Regions from separate parts of the Homo sapiens genome. Here regions 1, 2 and 4 are each linked to region 3. The links are chromatin contacts, found by Hi-C or POLR2A ChIA-PET in ENCODE. All regions are on one chromosome and are shown on one strand. The core of a region is the stretch at or near the end of the contact, and the rest is flanking DNA. Distances in the headings are between cores, read along the strand shown. Region 1 holds the start of ARIH1 (ariadne RBR E3 ubiquitin protein ligase 1). Region 2 holds the start of MYO9A (myosin IXA). Region 3 holds the start of ANP32A (acidic nuclear phosphoprotein 32 family member A). Region 4 holds the start of PKM (pyruvate kinase M1/2).

Region 1 (4,389 bases), core at 855-3,354, 3.7 Mb before region 3:
GAGATTGCGCCATTGCACTCCAGCCTGGGCGACAAAGCAAGACTCCGTCTCAAACAAACAAAAAATTATCTTCTACAATCCTCAACTTCCTTCTTAGACTGTGTTCTCTAGATTAAAAATGAAGACTTCCACTATTTAGTAATGGCACTAGATATCAGAGATTTTTCTATTATGCAAAACACTGTATTGAAACAGTGCCTGAATAGATGCTTCAATTTTTAAAACTGTTACTTATAATACTATAAAAATCAGTTAATAATAGAAAGTCAACGAGTTGACAGTGACATACTTCTAATTTGTCAATGAATATTTAGCCAACCAATTTAAGTTAAACAAAAAAGAAATAATACTGATAAAAGAGGCAATAGTAACTTGCTGCTCATATATGTTTCCTTCCAGGTTTTCTAAAAATTGCACTGAATCAAGCTTCATTTTTATTCTTCAGCCATATCCCTGACTCCTCAGGAGAACTGAGGTTTTTTTTTTCCCCAAATGAAAACTTTTGAGTTTCTAAAGCTCAAAAATGCAAAATCTGACGCACATGGTTAAATGAGATGTGGTTATCAACTTACACCAAGCCTAACTTACCACAAAATAGAAAATATCAGAGAAAGGAGTTCACAAGCAGAAAACCTCTGCTTTCTAACTCACAATAGAGTCTTGTCCAATATTAGACAACACTGCGTTTTGTTGTTGTTTTAGCTACAAGGAAGGGTATGCAATATGCAGTAACTATTCCAACAGCTTCAAGCAAGTCATCTGCTACGACTAGAAAAAGTAGCAATTAGGTCCCAAACAGCAAAGACATAAAAAAGATGTAAGCAGAAGCCTCACCATCTGAAAAGAAGGCCCATCAGCACCTCTTCCGAGAAATACTTCCCTTCCCCCACCTTTAAGTAGGCACTTGAGACTGCCAAGATCCATTTCTTTATTAACTGGTGCCCACTTGGGGCAACTGTACACCAAGCTGCTCTTAGGCCTACTCTAATCCCTTCCAAAAGTGCTCAAATGAGGCTACGGCCGGGGTAAGTCCCGTCAGGGCCCAATTCTTCCTGACTCCTCTTCTCCACCCCACCTCCTCCGCCCCGCCCCAGTAGGCGATCGCCCGGCCAGAGAAAGGACACCCGGCCCAGGGACTGGCAGAAATTGCCCGCAAGAGAAGGCTTAGGCGACCGAAGGCCTCCGCCATAGCAGGACTTGGGAAGCACCGCCCCCAGCGCACCTCCCCACACCCGGCTAATCGGCGAACCTCTGCTTTCGACACCCTCTATCCCCAGCAGAGGCAGCGGAGAAGACAAGGCCGGGAGGCACCGGGCTAGGCTGCGCACCAGGCCCAGGCCTGTCCCTCGGGACCGCGCGTGCCGCCTGAATCCGCTCCCCCGTCGGGCCCGGTCCAGCTGGCGCGGCGGCCACCCTCACCTGGATGACCTCGTTGACCTCCCGGATACATTCCACCATGTGTTGTAGAATCTGCTCGGCCGTGAGCACCTCGTAGCGGTAATCCTCCTCCTGCTCATGCCCCGGCCCGCCACCACCACCGCCGCCGCCGCCGCCGCCGCCACCGCCGGGCCCCAGAGCGCTGCCGCCGCCACCGCCCGTCTCCCCGCACAGCAGTCCGTCCCGCTCCCCGCCGACGCCCAGCCCGGGCTCCACCAGCTCCACCTCGCCCAGATCCAGGGTATCATCGTCCGGCTCGTCGTCGTCTTCGTCCTCCTCCTCCTCGGCGCCGCTGTCCTCCTCACTGCACTCCTCGTCCTCGTCGAACTCGTAGTTGTAGCCCTCGTCCGAGTCCATGGCGCGACGCGCGGGGGCCCGGCGGACGCTGGCCGAGGCGGGGAGAGGGCGGGGACGCCGAGGCCCCGGCTCTCGCTCCGGCTCCGGCTGATGTCCGGACGCAGGCCTGGCTCCGGCCCCGCGAGCCGCGGCTCCTCCCCAGGAGCGGCGGTTGGCGTTTGACGGCTGGTGGCGGCGGGGAGGGCGCGGAGGAGGGAGGGAGGGAGCGAGGGGGCCGCTTGCTGCCCGCCTCAGTCAGACGCGGCTCCGCTCCGGCCTCCGAGAGAAAACAGTCCCCAACGCCACCTCCACGGCCGCTGCTATCGCTACTGAGCCAACAAAGGGGCGTGCGTCACCGCGTCGCGCTGCGTCGTCGCGTCACTCCTCTTTGCGTCACTGCGCCCCGCCCCACCGCCCCTGCGTGGAGCCCGGGGAGACCCCACGGCCCGGCCTTCCTGGGCCTGGGACCCGAGGGGAGCCGAGCGGGAATTGCTTTCCTGGTTCGATCCGCTGCCGCTGTGAGGGCCGAGCGGAAACCCGTAGACCTTTTATGTGAAGAGATTGCGGCCTCCTGGTCACCAGTCACCGAGAGAGGGACCCCTGGACCGCCTACGTGGTGGTGTCTGCCGCAGGCCATAGGGATCCAGCCCACTTAGGCAGTCCCTTGGGGACGCGGCCTTCCCTCCGGAGCGGAAAGGCGCTTCCCGCCCGCCCTGCGGTAATCCCGGAAGCCCTCAGCCGTTAAGCTAAAATTTCTGTTGCTTTGGCTACTGATGGAAACCTGTTGTAAGTGGAACCTCTAAACTGTATGACAGGTGAACCCACTTTAGGTAGCTGTGTGATTCTGTCCACTTGTACAGACGTGCAGTGGTTTTTAAGTCTCCTATAATGACGTCATTTTAAAGAGGCATTTCCTCCACCCCGCTGACAAGAGCGCCTCTTGAGGGCCCTAAACAATGTAAACAGCGATGATTTTCATGAATTGAGCACTGTGTAAGGGCTTTACATATATTCTGTCTCATCTTCACGGAGCCATAGTACCCATTTTATACCTGAGGAACCTGAAGCTCAGAAAGGAAAAGGGACCTGGCCAAGACCACATAACCCTTGCCCTATTTTAACCGCTGGATGCCCCAAAACATGAATCATAAAAATGCTTTGTAATGTAGATATATTATGTACTATGTAGTACATAAAAGACATGAATGCTTCAACAAAATACAGGCAATAATAGAAATATCTACAAGGGCCAAATGTAGCCAGAGAGATAATGCTTGAATCTCATCTGAAAGTGTGCTATGTGAGCTGAGTGTTGATGAATGGCTAGGAGTTCAACAGAGAAGGTAGGGAAGATGGTCTAGCCGCAGAGAACAAGCAAAAGCGCAGAAGGTGTCAAGTAAGTAATAGTTTGGGGAGCTTAAAGTGCATGGAGGGTACATGGCAAAATATTAGGCAAGTTAGTCAGGGGTCATGTCAGTTAAGAGCATTTTATGCCTAAGAGTGGGCTTAAATCTTTGCAAACAGGACATGCGAGCCAGAGAAGTGTTATGAAGGAAGAAGAGGCATAAGAAGGCTCCCTCTTGAGATAATCTGAAGAATTGGCCAGATTGAAAACCTTTTAAAATCAAAACCCCTGATTTGTTGATAAATCTTACTGTTCAACCTATAGGTTCCCTTTGGAAATTGATTTTGAAAAGTGAAAAATTCCATTATAATGTTAAAAAGCCTCTTCCAATTTGTCCATTTTGTAAGTTTTAAAATACCGATAATTATATTTCTTAACCTCAGGATTTACAAAGTAAAGCATTTAACCTCAATACTGGTAGTCTAGGTTTTTGTTGTTGTTGTTGTTGTTTGTTTTTTTCTTGAGACGGAGTCTCGCTCTGTTGCCCAGATTGGAGTACAGTGGTGATCTCAGCTCACTGCAGCCTCTGCCTCCCAGGTTCAAGCGATTCTCCTGTCTCAGCCTCCTGAGTAGCTGGGACTACAGGCGCATGCCACCACCCCAGGCTAATTTTTGTATTTTTAGTAGAGATGGGGTTTCACCATATTGGCCAGGCTGGTCTCGAATTCCTGACTTCAGGTGATCCACCTGCCTCGGCCTCCCAAAGTGCTGTGATAACAGGCATAAGCCACAGCGCCCAGCCAGGTCTAGGTTCTTTGATTCAGTGTTTCTATTTAGCAATTCTAGATTGCTGCCACAACTAAGGCAAGCCATGGACACAAGGAACACTTCTGTCCACCCCGTCTCCATTGTGATATTACCTACAGAAAAATTCAGTAACACTCGTCAGTACCCTAAACTCCTTTGCCTCACCTTTCTTTTCATTGTACCCCTATCTTGAATGAACCCTACCATCCATAGTCTCCACTTTGATAAATGGAGCAGCTGACCACTATTAGAGAAATGTGCATAGCCATCTGTATTCTATTACTACATTTCTTCTTTTTTTTTTTTTTTTTGGAGACACTCTTGCTCTGGCACCCAGGCTGGAATGCAGTGGTGCGATCACCACTGAAGGCTCAATGTCCCGGGCTCAAGTGATCCTCCCACTTCAGCCTCCTGAGTTGCTGGTACTACAGGTGCACACCACCATACCTGGCTAATTTTTTATT
Region 2 (4,757 bases), core at 792-3,291, 3.3 Mb before region 3:
TATCTCATTACTAACTTAAATGATAAATAATAGAAAAAGATTCTAAATTGGCAAGGCACTGTATGTAGTAATCTCTATGAGAGTGGATGTTGGTCTTTGCATCTCATAAATTGGCTTAGCTCTGGATGTTGGTCTCTGCATCTCATAAATTGGCTTAGCTCTGATCATTTTGGGGACAGAAGTGGGGATGGCCTTTGAGCTTTAAGGCTGGAGACAACAGCTGACCAATCCTGGACGGAAGGGAACGGGAGAGCAAAGAGACAAGTAACTAATTTGGACCTGATAAACACTGAGGAATGAACAGTGCTGAAGAGAAAGGCAAGAGTGGCTCCTTCTCCCATTTCCCAGACCAGTTATTCCAAACATAACGCCGCTCAAGTTTCTCATTCCATCTCCAAGCCTCTCTGTAGTTAAATGACCTCCATCTTTTTTTTCTGGGGGCGGGGACGGAGTCTCGCTCTGTCACCCAGGCTGGAGTGCAGTGGCGCGATCTTGGCTCACTGCAAGCTCCGCCTTCCGGGTTCATGCCATTCTCCTGCCTTGGCCTCCCGAGTAGCTGGGACTACAGGCGCCTGCTACCACGCCCGGCTAATTTTTTGTATATTTAGTAGAGACGAGGTTTCACCATGTTGGCCTGGATGGTCTCGATCTCTTGACCTCGTGATCCACCCGCCTCGGCCTCCCAAAGTGCTGGGATTACAGGCGTGAGCCACCGCGCCCGGCTAAATGACCTCCATCTTAATGTTACAGAGCCAACTGTCTCAACTTCCTTCTCTCTAGTTTAGTGAGTCTCAATCTTTAGCATTAGAGTCACCTGTGGAGCTTTAAAACAGTAATGACACCTGGCACAACCCAGAATTTAATTGGTCTAGAGTGGGGCAACAGTATTGGTTTTATTTAACAAAAAGTTTCCCAGGTGATTCAAATGCACATACAAGGTTGCGTTCCACTAGTGATCTTGATCTTATAAATTAGCCTCCCTCACCCTCGAAGAGGCCACTTCTCGGTTTCATGGTACGCTTTTGAGTCTTCTACCTAAACAGAAAACATTCCTGAGGGCCATATTCTCGTTCCTCATTTCTCTAACTTTATAACGATGCTTCTTTAAAGGGAAGTCTACACTAGTACGGTTTCCATCAGGTTTATTTTACTTCTTTTTTCTCTTTCAGACCACCACTGTCACATGCTCTTGCGCCCGTTATTCTGCTTTTACCTCCTTTCGTATTTCTTTGACCAGGTACTGGATTACTAGTCTTTTAACACAGTCCTCTAAAAGTGACCCAAAAGTCACCCTGGAAAGGGCTTCCTCACGTTATCCTCCTACACAACCTGGGACCCCTCTTCTGTGCGCAGACAGCATCCCGTGCATTTTTCTCTATTGTCACTTTATTGTACTACCACTGCGGATTCTCTCACGGTCTCCTATACAAAAGCACTTCAAAAAGCTGACACCACTTAATTCGCCTCTGACATTCTGGAACCCAAGGCATGGAAACCACTCAGTGAAAAGTCTGAGAAATGAATGGAAACGGAGGTCGGGGCGGGGACAATGGAGGGGGCAGTGGGTGGAGAGAGCGTGCGTGTTTGAAAAGGGGCGGGGGCTATGACCGGCGGCGCTGAGAATCCAGGTCCAGAATCGGGAGGGAGCACGGATACGCCAGAATCTGAGTGGGTGGGAGAGCGATCCACTGCCGAGACAAACCGAAGTGGGGAGGAGGCTTCTTACCTGCCTCGGGCCTCACCACCCCAACCAGCCTTCAGGCACCTCTGTGTTGGCCGGAAAGCGACAGCTACGGTCGCAAACTCAGAGGTTTCGTCCCCAACCTTGCGACATCCCTTTCCAGTACAGGGAGAATCTAAAGCTGAGTTCCCTGCTCTGCCGTAAGGTGAAGAAGAAAAAATTTGGGCGGGGCCGCCTGGGGCGTAGGAAAGGGGGCGTGTCTGCGCAAGCGCACGCTGTACTCTCCAGTGGCGTCACGTGCGGGGGCGGGACAGGGCGGGGCCGACCCGTGCTGGCAGTAGGGGGCGTGGGAGGTAAGTGCGCGCGCGCCTGCTCGCCTGCAGCCGGGGAGTCGCGCGGGGCGGGGCCGCGTGCGCGGGGTCGGGGGCGCGCGACCGAAGCGGATAAGGGACGCGGCGGCGGTTGGCTGTGTCTGTTGAGAGAGTACAGGACAGCCCGGACTGCGAGAGGCGGCGGCGGAGGCAGTAGTTGCACCGGCAGAGGCGGCCGCTGGCAGCGGTTGAGGCGGCGGTCCAACGCGTGCTCTCTGGGCGGGGTGCGGCGGGGGATGTGCCTGCTCAGGCCGGGCGGAGTCTCTCTGACAGGGCGGGGGATGCGCCGCGGCCGCTCGCCCGGACCCTGAGGCTGCTGGGCCCACCCTCCCGGAACCGTCCGACCCTCGGTGGCCTCGGCCTCTTCTGCCATCTCCGGTCCTACCCTGGGGCGGAGGGTGGAAGGCAGCTTCCGTCGAAGAGGAGGGGGCTGCGGTGGCCACCGCGGCGGAGCCCGAGGTAAGACCCGCCCAAGCGCCCAGCGGCCCTGCAGCCCGTCCTGGCCCACGTCTCAGCCTCGCTATTTGGCTCCGGTCGGGCCGCCCCGCCCCGTCCCAGCGGAGACGCCCCGCGAGCGGGTCTGCGCCGAGCCTCCCAAACACCAGATCACGGCCCCGGATCCCCAGTAGACCCCACCCCCTGTATCTTCCATTGGCCGGGCACCATTCCGGCCCTCCAGCCTCCCCGGAGATTCTGTCACGGTCCCCCCAACCCAGCAGACCCCATTAGTACCCCTCAGAGTCCCTTAGGACTCTTAATGGAGCTTCTAGACTACGTTACATCCTCCCTTGGGCTGACGTGATTACAGTTCTCAGGCAAAGTCTCGACCGCCCCCTAACCCATTGCGTCCCCCATGTGCCCCTCGCCCTACTCTTCTTAGTAGAACCCCTCCCAGCTCGCTCATCACCAAGCCGACTAGCACTAACCCTAGCCATCACGGCTTTCAGATAGCCGCTGTCATGGTGTTCTTACTCCCGGTAGATGTGGTGTCAGTCCCTCTAGACACCGTCACAGACTTTGGCTTCTCTCCCACCACCGACTGTAGCCTCTCTCAACAGACCTCTCCTCAAGCAAACCTTGTTATCTTTCTCCTTAGTCGCGATCCTTTCTTTGGTTGAAAGGGCTTTGCCATGAAATCCTGAGGGAATATTTGCTTAGCCTAATGTATTCCCTCCATTGTGGCTTAAGGGGACCGACCGAGACCCATGTTTGGAGGGGTTGGGCTGAAAAAAGTGGGAGGCAGAGTGAAGTTATGGAAGCATGAGGCCAGTTGTGTGTGTGCCATTATAAGGTCACAGAGCCTGCACCTCGTCTTGTCTGTTCTGTGTAGAACGTGTGAGGTTGTCCAGCACTGATGTTTTAGGGACCTCTGTAAGGATTAAATCACGTTGCACTAGTGGATATAACTATGTCGTCTTGTAGTATTACTTCACCTCCTTGTCGATTGCTGCAGATACTAGAACTGTTTCTTATTTTTATTTTTAAAGGATACTAGGGGACTTTTTTTGGATTCACTGTTTTTTGGATTTGCTAGAAAAATAAGATTTGTAGCATTCCTTAATCCCTGAATGCTTCGATGTCGGTTTAATAATAAACTTCTGTTGCCTGGTGCTGCTGTCTTGCTTCTCCAAGAAGCAAGTACAGAAATCATGCAGTGTTCACTGAGGTCATTACCAACAACAGCCTTCTCAATAGCAGTAAAATGTTGAATAAAATGTTTGTAGAAGTTGAGCTCCTGAGTTGTCAAGAAAGAAATGTAATGTTGCATCAAATGATCAGTACGTAATTTTAATATTGGTATAAAGATGAAATATAAAGAGGTCTTTGTAGTCATACACACACACACAGTAAAAAATGTTAAAGTAACAGGAGAAAATCACATTAAAATTATAGATAATAACTAGACGTAAAAGCCAAAAGTTTCGGAAGAGTAATGTAGTAAAAATTTCTGTTCCGCCTTCACTCTCCAGCCACCCATTTTTCCTCTTTAGAGGCAACCACTATTTCCAGCTTCATGTGTATCCTTTCTGTGATATTTCCAATATATAAACCTACACATTTATATTTTTAAGACACTGTACACAAATGGTTGCATACTTTACATTCTATACATAGCCTGTTTTTTTTACTTAATACTACATCCTAGAGGTCATTTCTTAACAATACATATGGAAGTGCCTCATTTACTGGCTGGATAGTATTCCATTTTTGTGGACTGGAGGTTATTTTTGGTGTTTTGCTTTTACCAACAATGTTACATGCTTTTCTTTTAAATGTGTCTGATGTTATATGTATGTTTAAATAATTTTGTGAGTTGAAAAAAATTCCTGATGATTCTTTTATGTTGAACCTACAGAAAGGATGTAACTAAATTTCTCATTGAACCTCTGAGCTTCCACAGTGTGACTAGCTGTGATGATGATTATAATATTTATTAAATTATTGAAGGATTTTAAAGCAGGGGACTGGAATGATCAGATTTGCATTTTAAAAAAGTCATTCTGGCTGCAGTGAATTGAAGAGTAGAATAAGACTAAAGGCCAGGAATATTAGGGTTATCCAGGCAAATGGTGAGACTGGATCTGAACTTGGATATTCGGAGTTGAGTTGGTGATTTTATTGTATTTGGGGTTGGGGAGAAGTTGCATACAGGATAAAATCTAGGTTTCTGGCTTGTGCCTTTCACTGAGGTGGGGATTCCCATG
Region 3 (4,488 bases), core at 1,574-4,073:
GTTTCAGAGGTTAGAGACTCTACATCTTTCAAACACAATTCCTGTTGTAGAATTACTCAGTAGATAGGAACTCTTACCTGTTCCCAACTCCGTTTCAAAATTCAGCCAAGATTCCTTGATATGGGATTTCTTTCTATATTTTCTGAAATGCAGTGCCACTTAGAACACTTATTTACTATTATAATATACAATAAAATGTAATTTAAAAAACAACTTTGTAAAATAAGATATTTGTAAGAGCAGTGGTTTTTTTTATATTTGGTCATGTTGTGTGGGGCAAATACAGCTCAGCTTTGGCTTTACTATATTCCTTTTTTAATAATAAAAAAGCAAAATCATATGAAAATTTTCTTACATATAGATCTATTTGTAAAAGCAAAAGAAAATTTATTTCAAGTGTGTAAGGAAAGCGGAAATTACTCAATTGGTTATACATATACTTTTGGATATTTCAATTTCTGTAACGACTGACATCCAGTGAAGCCTTCTTTCAATTTTCTAACATTAATACAAAAGTCATCAAAATGTATAAATGTAAGATGCTTCTAAAAACAACTGTCACATTTAACGTTTTGATTTAGTAATCAGGCCATGATTTTTTCGATTCTAATTTGTTTCTGTACTTTCTCTTTAATGGGGGAGGGGGTGGGCTTCTAAGTCTTCCTCTTGAGTCTTTGTACAATAAAGTGAGCTATTTGCTTCTATTTAGCAAAGCTGGATGGGGCATATCTCTGCATTTGATTGGTTGGTTTTTAAGGGATTACTCCTCTGGAAAGACACTGTCTCATATTGCATTGCTAGCAGCGTGGTCTTAACTGTGGTTAAACTTTTAAATTGAAAATGAACATTTACCATCAAAGAGAACACAAACTTCAGGACTCCTATGTTACACAGATCATACACACCATATTGACCTGTTTTGATAAGAGTTCTGTTTGAATACAATCCTAAACACCATATCCAGAAATAACAACTGTCTCAATGGCATAAATAGGAAATTTGGGGTTCCTCATGTATTACAAAGAAGCCAATAAAACTTAGAATAAATTCCAACTATACAAATAGGCTTCAATAAGATTAACAAAATCTGAGGATGACAGGCAAGTCAACAAGTTAAATAAATTATACTATTTATACCCAGATAAAATAAAACAATGACTTCTAACTTTTATGGTGCATTTCCCACCTAATCAGAGTAAACATCAGACTTCAAATTCCATTTATCATTTTATCTGAAAGAATTTACTGAGTAAAATCCTTAGTTGCAGGGCTTTACACTTGCAATCCATCAGGTTGCAATATTAAAGTTACTACAGCTTCTTCCCCAGTGTAAGCATTCTGTATGTGTTTTATTTACATTGTCACTTTTTATTTCCTCCTCAACTTCGTATGTCTAAGAATGAAACTGGATTGCTATTATGCAACAGTATTTTAACTTTGCAACATACATACTGGCTTATCTCTCCTTTGAACTCCTGTTCCTGAAAAATAAACATATGTATCCAGAAAAACTACCTTGAGGCGTGTGGGGAAGAGTGCAGACATGTAGAAACAAACACTAAAATACAGTCGTGTGGAAAGGTAAGGATGTATCTGTCCTCGTTGACAACAATCCCCGTGGTTTATTAACAGCCACAGGCAGCCAACTTAGTGCCGTAAGTCGGTAACCCAGTGGGCATCGGGGCTTTAAGGTCTCTTAAAACTTAATGTGATTCAAAAATACCCAAGGCAACCACGCCGAAAAACCAGGAGAAAGGGCTCCAGTTAGAGCCTCCTTGGCAACCCAAACCGAACCGAATGACTCAGGTGGACGATTAGAATAAACCGTGCGCCGTTCTCTTTCACTAGGTCTATAAAGCCCAGAAATTATGTTTGGTCCAGAAAACCAGGAGTTATGAGCACCTTCCTTTTCCACCTTTTAATATTCTACATATCTAGCAACGGTTCTTAATCCATGGTCTTCATTCATTTATTGCCTAAACAAGATCTTGGGTGTCTCTTGGTGATCACTTCTTCCAAGCTGACCTAATATGACAGCAAAGTGAAAAGCCTCTTCGTGGGAAGGGTCGCGACCGCGCGGTAAGTCATCCAAAAGTGGAAGCATCTTGCTTTTACTGACTTATGTATACGAGGGTGGCGATGGTGGCGGCCTGACAGGGACGAGGCCGGAGGGGAAGGGGCGCGCGGGCTGCTGGGCAGCCGCGGTGGGGGTGACGGGGGCAGCCACGCTCCCCAGCGCGAGCCGCCGGACCCGGGACCCGACGAGCCCCTCCCGGCATTGCACCCTGACCCCTCTCCTCCTTCCAGGCCTTTCATCTGCCCTCCCGCTGGGCAGCCCGCGGTCCCCGGACCTCAAGCCGCCCGCCTCCTTCCGCAACCCCGTCGCGCCGCCCCGCGAAGCCCTCGGCCGGGCGGGGACCCCGACCCGACCCCTCCGGCCGCGCCCCTCCCCCTCGCAGAACGCACCTGCGGCCCCGCCCCCGGCCGAACGCTGAGGCGGCGGCTGGCTGGCAAGGCCGGGCGGCTCGGCCCTCGAGGCACAGTCACCTTCCCTTCCCCCGCCATTCCGCCCACCCCCCTCACTCAGCCACAGAGCAGCCGCCGCGCTCCTCAGCCGCCCCGAAATCTAAAGGGGTCCGTCTCCGGCACCACTACCAAATGGCCGAGCCTCCCTGGCCGGCTGCGCAGCCCGCCCATTGGTCCCTTCCCCCCCCCGCCGCCACTGCCATTGGCTGTTGCCCGGAGACCCTCGGCGGCGATTGGCTCGGGCCGCTGCCGCTCGTCCATGGGGCCGCAGATCCCGCCTCCACGGCGATCAGGTTAGTGTGCGCCGCGGGTGCTGGGGGCTCGAGAACCGAGCGGAGCTGGTTGAGCCTTCAAAGTCCTAAAACGCGCGGCCGTGGGTTCGGGGTTTATTGATTGAATTCCGCCGGCGCGGGAGCCTCTGCAGAGAGAGAGCGCGAGAGATGGAGATGGGCAGACGGATTCATTTAGAGCTGCGGAACAGGACGCCCTCTGATGTGAGCATTTGCCAAAAATATCTCTGTCGGTCCATTCTCCTACTTTGTGTGTGTGTGTGTGTGTGCGCGCTGGGGGGAGGCACTTTTTTTGGGGGGGGGCGCCCGGGAGGTGCGGGTTTGGGGGTCGGACTGCAAGCGAATTGGCAAGGCTGGGGGGTTGCAATGCCATCCGAGCATGTTCCGGCTGCCGCCGCCGCTGCCCTTGGTGTGTGACTACCTGTGCGTGTGCTCCCGCGTGTGCGAGTGTGGGTGCGAGAGTGTGCGTGCGAGTGTGCACCCATCGGGGGCCGGCGGGCGCACGCGTTTGGGTCGGAGAGAATGAGGCGAAATCACCCTCGGAGATCGCTGCTCCCGTGACTCCGTCTGGGGGGAAGATTAACGAGGGAGGAGGAGGAGAGGGGCTGCCTCCTGGATTTAACAACAAAAAAAGGGGGTTTTACATTTTATAAATGTATCCCCCCTTCCGCCCCCCTCCCGCGCCTCCCCCCTCCCTTTCTCTCGCTCGCTCGCTCGCACACACAATAAGTTTGGGGCTTCGCGAGTCCGGTTTAGTTTCTGATAAATGTGGGCCGAGGCCCCCGGGGAGAGCGCGTGGGGAGGGGGCTGCAGCGGAGTTGGGAATGGCTGGAGTTTAAAGTGCGTCTTCATTTCTTTGCAGTGATGAGGCGAGAGACGGGGGAGCCATATTTGTAACTTTGTAGTGTTCGTGAACGCGCCCTTTCTCTCCCTCCCTCCCTTTCTCTGCCTCCCTTCCTCTCCTCCTCTTTCTCCCTCACTCTTTCCACCCCACCTTCGGGCCAGATGCTGATGTTTCTTCCTTTCCTTCCGAAGGGAGGATAAATTAGAAGGAGGGGGAGGGATTTTCGAACGTGCTAAGGCACAGATAATCCCCGCGTCTCCCTGCCTCCAGCGATCGCTGGTGCAAGTTGCCCAAAGGCTACGTCCCGGTGCCCCCTCGCCCCAGCTCCTTCCGGCTTCCCCAAGATGCCAGCCTTTGGGCCCTGGTGCCCCCCAGCTCGAACCCCCGGCCCGTCTTTCTCAGTGCTGGGCTTGTCGGCAGCCATTCGGCGCCTGCTTAATAAATGGGCACGGGAAACTTTGTCAGGACGCGAGCTGCCCGGAGCTGGCGCCCGTGGTGGGTACTGGCTGGGTCCACGTTTATGCGGGCATGGCAAACACGCAGCTCTAGGATGGGAGTTTGCCCGCTAGCCGCCGTTATTGATTGGGCAGCGGCGGGAGCACGGCCGGAGGAAACTTACACGGGTGGGAATCGCGAGGCTCGAGCGAAAGCTTACCCCTGAGGAGGGGGAAGGTGAGGGTGGGTGACTCGAACGCTGGTTTTTATTTCTGCCTCCCTCTCGCTTTCAAACCTGAGTGTTTTCGGCGAGTTGGCGGCTCTGGGGCGGAGACCCTGGCCAGCTCCCCTCTTGGCCCCTTGGGGGGACCGGGGACGCGCTGGCGGGAGGAC
Region 4 (4,662 bases), core at 2,163-4,662, 3.4 Mb before region 3:
TGAAAGCCCTCCAAATCATGTCCTCGTAGGCCTTTTATGAAAACTTCCTTGGATAGGCATGATTGATAACCATGTAGAAATATGCTTGGACCAAAAGGTATGATCTCATAGTGATACTCTAGACTGAGTGAGGGAACCCAGCAAGGACTGTCGAGATTTGTCTTGGCCTCTGTGCAGCATCCCTTCCTCCAAGGTACAGGGCAGGACCCCTTCTGAAATGGGGGTCTTGCAACCTACAATCAGAAAAGATATGACAAATAACTTATTTATAGCCAGCTCCAAGACACAAAGTTGGGGGAAGATTTCTGCCTTGGGGGAAAAGGAACAGGTGAAAGGAAGGCAGAAGAAGGCCAGAGAGGGAGAGAGAGAGAATTCTGTTCTCTGAGGCCTGCTTCTGAGCCTAAAGTGCCCCCAACATTATAAACAAAAGACTAACAAGAGCTGTGGGAGTTATAAGCAAGGAACTTTGGATGAAAACTTCTGTGTGTGTGTGTGTGTGTGTGTGTGTGTGTCACAAGGACAGCCCTCCAGGACTAGTCAATTCCCAAAGAAAGAGGATGCCTATTGGGCAGTGTTGGAATCATTCACATACATCATCAAACTCCACCATAAAAGTAAATTGTCCTCAATTTACTTTTGAGGAACTGGACTTCTACACATTAAATTACAATATTTGGTCATAGGGAACTGGAACTAAGGTATGATGGAACCCAAGCTTGATCTTTTTTTGTTTGTTTGTTTGAGACAGAGTCTCGCTGTTAGCCAGGCTGGAGTGCAGTGGCACAATCTCGGCTCACTGCAACCTCCGCGTCTCGGGTTCAAGCGATTCTCCTGCCTCAGCCTCCCGAATAGCTGGGACTACAGGTGCATGCCACCACGCCCGGCTAATTTTTTGTATTTTTAGTAGAGATGGGGTTCGCTGTGTTAGCCAGGATGGCCTCGATCTCCTGACCTCGTGATCTGCCCGCCTCGGCCAACCAAAGTGCTGGGATTACAGGCGTGAGCCAATGGCTGGCACCAGGCCTCCAAGCTTGATCTTCTATACTGTGCTACTTATCGGCAAAAAGAAAATTACCTTCAGTGTGACAAATTTTTACTATGCACTTGTTTGTTTATTTATTTATTTATTTATTTATTTATTTATTTATTTATTTGAGACGCAGTCTCGCTCTGTTGCCAAGGCTGGAGTGCAGTGGCGCGATCTCGGCTCACTGCAACCTCTGCCTCCTGGGTTCAAGCGATTCTCTTGCCTCAGCCTCCCGAGTAGCTGGGACTACAGGCGCCCGCCACCATGCCCGGCTAATTTTTGTATTTTTAGTTGAGACAGGGTTTCACCATGTTGGCCAGGATGCTCTCGATCTCCTGACCTCGTGATCCTACCGCCTCTGCCTCCAAGTGCTGGGATTACAGGCCTGAGCCACCGCACCCGGCCTACTATGCACCTAATGTGAGCAACGATTCGCTGGATTTGTCTCTGCCAGAGGCTCGTGGACAGCATTTCTAGAACTGTCAGATCAAAATCTGCAACTGAGGAGTTAGTTTGCCATCAACTCTACATGTACATTTCAGTCTTGTGAACATATCTAGATTTAGAACTTTTTCGTTTGTTTGTTTTTGAGACAAGGTCTGGCTCTGTCACGGAGGCTGGAGTGCAGTGGAGTGATCTCTGCTCACTACAACCTCCACCTCTCGGATTCAAGCGATTCTGCCTCAGCTTCCCGAGTAGCTGGGATTACAGACGTGCACCACCATGCCCAGCTAGTTTTTGTATTTTTAGTAAAGACGGGGTTTCGCCACGTTGGCCAGGATGGTCTCAACTCCTGGCCTCATGTGATTCGCCGGCCTCGGCTTCCCAAAGTGTTGGGATTACAGGCGTGAGCCACTGCACCCAGACAATTTAGAACTTTAAAATACAATATAGTCCAGCATCGGCCAGATCCTTGCCATCCCAGTGTTGTCCACCACTGTTCTTAGTTTGTCCTCAGCTCAGGGGCCAGGGAGGGACTTTTATGCCATCCCTCTTTCTCTGATAGAGAGGAATCTAACCCTCCCTAGGGGGGCATGTCTTTTTTCCTTCTCAACAACTTCATGTTCTTTCACCACCTTAATAATCAAGCATTTCCTTCCCAACAACAACTAAAGGGACCAGGAAAGACTTACAGAAGAAAGTGAAAGATTTTTATCTCACTTCAAACAGAAATTTACTTTTAGGCTGTCACTGTCTCCTCCCAGCTTATCTGAGCTAACAGGAAGCGAATGAAGGCCTGTGATTCAGCTGCAGGCAGCGGGTATGCCTGAGCAGGTCACACCCATTTGGTCTCTTTTGCCAGGAAAATAAAAAAAGAACCTAAGAGAACGGTCTTCACATTTTGAATGCGCAACATTGTATCTGTGAATGAAGGCAAGAGTTAACAGCTGTTTAATTGATAACTGCTCGCATCATTAGTTGCTGGCTAACAACTGGGAAATCAGAAAATGTCTTGTAGAAAAATGTAAGAAAAGTTCCAACAATACTGACTTAAACACGACAAAGGTGAAAACAGAAATGCTGACTCCTGCATAGGTTATCGGCCCTAATGTTCTGACTTGATATTTCCAGATGCCCAGCTCTGCGCTAATATCAACACCGTCTATTTACTTTCTACTCTGAGGCATTCGCTCTGCAGGATTCCAGACCCTACTAAATTATTCACATGGCCCCAACCGGTCCTTCCTTGTTCCGCGGTCCTAACACAATGAATGGTCCTAAGAGGAAAACGGCCTCGCGCTCCCGCTCCAGGCCCACTTCGCAGTCCCTAGTTCTCCCTACTGCCGCTCCAGTGCCAGAGCCCCTCCGAAGGCGGCCAGGACCTCCAACCACGCACAAGTCTGCAGCTCTCCCCAACTTTCCGTTCAGCTCAGTCTCCGAGGGTGCGCCAGAGCAGACACCCGGAGGAGTGGGGAGTGGCAGGGCGGGGCCGGGAGAATGCTGCCCCGGAACCCATAAATCTGGGCCCTGCCCAGGTAGGCCGGGACAGCTGGGGTGGCCTGGGCCGAGAGCCAAGAAAAGACACCCCATCTGGCAGCCCAACTTGGCGGCAACAGGTGGCCCGGCGCCCGGGGGTCTGGGAGGAAAGTCGCTCCGGGGGCGGGCCCCGTTGCCCCGCCGCGTCCCCATTGGTCATCAGGTTTCTTAAAATGTGACTCTGAATCTGTGTCCTTCCGCCGCAGAATTTAGTCCCACCGAAAGGGCAACCTGCCCGCGCGTTCCGCCGCCGCCGCCGCGCTTCCTCCTGAAGGTGACTGCGCCCGCGGGGACGCAGGGGGCGGGGCCCGGGTCGCCCGGAGCCGGGATTGGGCAGAGGGCGGGGCGGCGGAGGGATTGCGGCGGCCCGCAGCGGGATAACCTTGAGGCTGAGGCAGTGGCTCCTTGCACAGCAGCTGCACGCGCCGTGGCTCCGGATCTCTTCGTCTTTGCAGCGTAGCCCGAGTCGGTCAGCGCCGGAGGTGAGCGGTGCAGGAGGCTACGCCATCAGTCCCCACCAAGGGCCAGTCGCCCGGCTAGTGCGGAATCCCGGCGCGCCGGCCGGCCCCGGGCACGCAGGCAGGGCGGCGCAGGATCCAGGGCGTCTGGGATGCAGTGGAGCTCAGAGAGAGGAGAACGGCTCCTCACGCCTGGGGCCTGCTCTTCAGAAGTCCCCAGCGCCGTTCCTTCCAGATCAGGCGGGTCCGCCGGCTCCTTTCCCGCCCCAGCCCTACCCCCTCATTCTGGTCCCATCCTCTTCCTCCTGCCCCAATCCTCAATGCGCCTCCATCCTCGCCTGCCTTCTCTCGGTCCCTCGTGATTGATTCCACCCTTGCTTCCCCTTTCTCCGCGCCGCCTGTTCCGTGCTCGTTTTCCCCTCTTCCTCCTTAAGTCTGGTCCTTCCACCCCCTCCTCTTCAAGCTGTGCGTGTCCCCTGATTCTAATGCTTTCTGTGTAACTCATTGAAACTGCGTTCTGGTTCCCCTCCCGCGTCCATTCTCCATTCATGCGCGACCGCCCTTCCCGCGCCCCAGTTCCCTCTCGCCGCCCCTCCCCCTGCTTGCTGGTCACGTCCGCTCCCCCGCATCCCCTTCCTCGCCTGGCGTGTCCGCTCCCTCCCTCCCTCTCTGCTCTGGTCGCGCCCGCCCACTTGCTCCGGTCTCCGAGCGCGGTCCCACCCCCCTTTTCCATCACCGCCTCCCAGCTCCCAGCAGGCTCGGGCGGTGCTGAGGCCCCGTGTCCGGGGCGGGCGGGCGGAGGGCTGGGCTGGGTGCCCCGCGCGGCGGGCGGGATGCGGCGGCCCGGGGGCAGCTGGAGACTTACGTAACGTTGGCCTGCCCCGCTGCCGGGAGGCAGGGCGGTTGCCCCTGCGGCGCGGTGCCGTCCCCTGTGGCCGGGATTAGATGGGCGGCCTGCGAGGGCCTGGGAATGGCTCGGGGCCCGAGAGCTCGACCGGCCCTTGCCGGGTGGCCGCCAGGGACCACGCTCCATCTCGCCGCGGCCGGGCTGCACGTAGCGGCCGCGCCCAGGGCCCACCCCGCTTCACCGGGCGATGGCCTTGGGCCTCGTAACGGGCGGGATAAACCTCTGCAGGCTTTGCTGGGGCCTCCTGGCCCTCGCCCGTTCCGCGCCTCTCCGGCACGTTTCTTTCTTTTCCT

The links. Hi-C counts contacts between places; a loop is a spot of excess contacts on that map. ChIA-PET counts read pairs that join two places held with the same protein, here RNA polymerase II (POLR2A). Pooled maps may share reads with other maps.
Region 1: a pooled map shows a loop between it and region 3 (15-fold over the local background). The contact joins the promoter of ARIH1 here to the promoter of ANP32A in region 3. A Hi-C loop is called at or near these places in 1 of 37 single-sample maps with no recorded cell type and 9 of 50 pooled maps.
Region 2: a map of naive thymus-derived CD4-positive, alpha-beta T cell shows a loop between it and region 3 (16-fold over the local background). The contact joins the promoter of MYO9A here to the promoter of ANP32A in region 3. A Hi-C loop is called at or near these places in 1 of 168 maps with a recorded cell type or tissue (naive thymus-derived CD4-positive, alpha-beta T cell) and 9 of 50 pooled maps. POLR2A ChIA-PET finds 5 or more read pairs at or near these places in 1 of 52 experiments (activated B cell).
Region 4: a map of naive thymus-derived CD4-positive, alpha-beta T cell shows a loop between it and region 3 (21-fold over the local background). The contact joins the promoter of PKM here to the promoter of ANP32A in region 3. A Hi-C loop is called at or near these places in 1 of 168 maps with a recorded cell type or tissue (naive thymus-derived CD4-positive, alpha-beta T cell), 3 of 37 single-sample maps with no recorded cell type and 9 of 50 pooled maps. POLR2A ChIA-PET finds 5 or more read pairs at or near these places in 1 of 52 experiments (GM12878).

What each region holds. Positions count from the first base shown.
Region 1 is chr15:72,472,045-72,476,433 of GRCh38, reverse strand. It overlaps ARIH1 (ariadne RBR E3 ubiquitin protein ligase 1), which reads right to left and starts at 2,104. Exons shown (of 14, transcript NM_005744.5): 1 at 1,420-2,104. The coding sequence starts at 1,794. It overlaps TMEM202-AS1 (TMEM202 antisense RNA 1), which reads left to right and starts at 2,195. Exons shown (of 4, transcript NR_135678.1): 1 at 2,195-2,559. RefSeq lists enhancers at 981-1,190, 2,641-2,740 and silencers at 1,741-1,970, 2,013-2,209, 2,061-2,400.
Region 2 is chr15:72,115,434-72,120,190 of GRCh38, reverse strand. It overlaps MYO9A (myosin IXA), which reads left to right and starts at 2,041. Exons shown (of 42, transcript NM_006901.4): 1 at 2,041-2,511. SENP8 (SUMO peptidase family member, NEDD8 specific) reads right to left here and starts at 1,788. Exons shown (of 2, transcript NM_145204.4): 1 at 1,727-1,788. RefSeq lists a silencer at 1,920-2,689 and an enhancer at 2,890-3,099.
Region 3 is chr15:68,819,230-68,823,717 of GRCh38, reverse strand. It overlaps ANP32A (acidic nuclear phosphoprotein 32 family member A), which reads left to right and starts at 2,823. Exons shown (of 7, transcript NM_006305.4): 1 at 2,823-3,020. The coding sequence starts at 2,967. RefSeq lists enhancers at 1-261, 3,543-4,124, 4,125-4,488 and silencers at 2,282-2,341, 2,412-2,571, 2,622-2,871, 4,372-4,481.
Region 4 is chr15:72,229,940-72,234,601 of GRCh38, reverse strand. PKM (pyruvate kinase M1/2) reads left to right here and starts at 3,412. Exons shown (of 11, transcript NM_002654.6): 1 at 3,412-3,486. RefSeq lists silencers at 2,971-3,470, 4,031-4,540.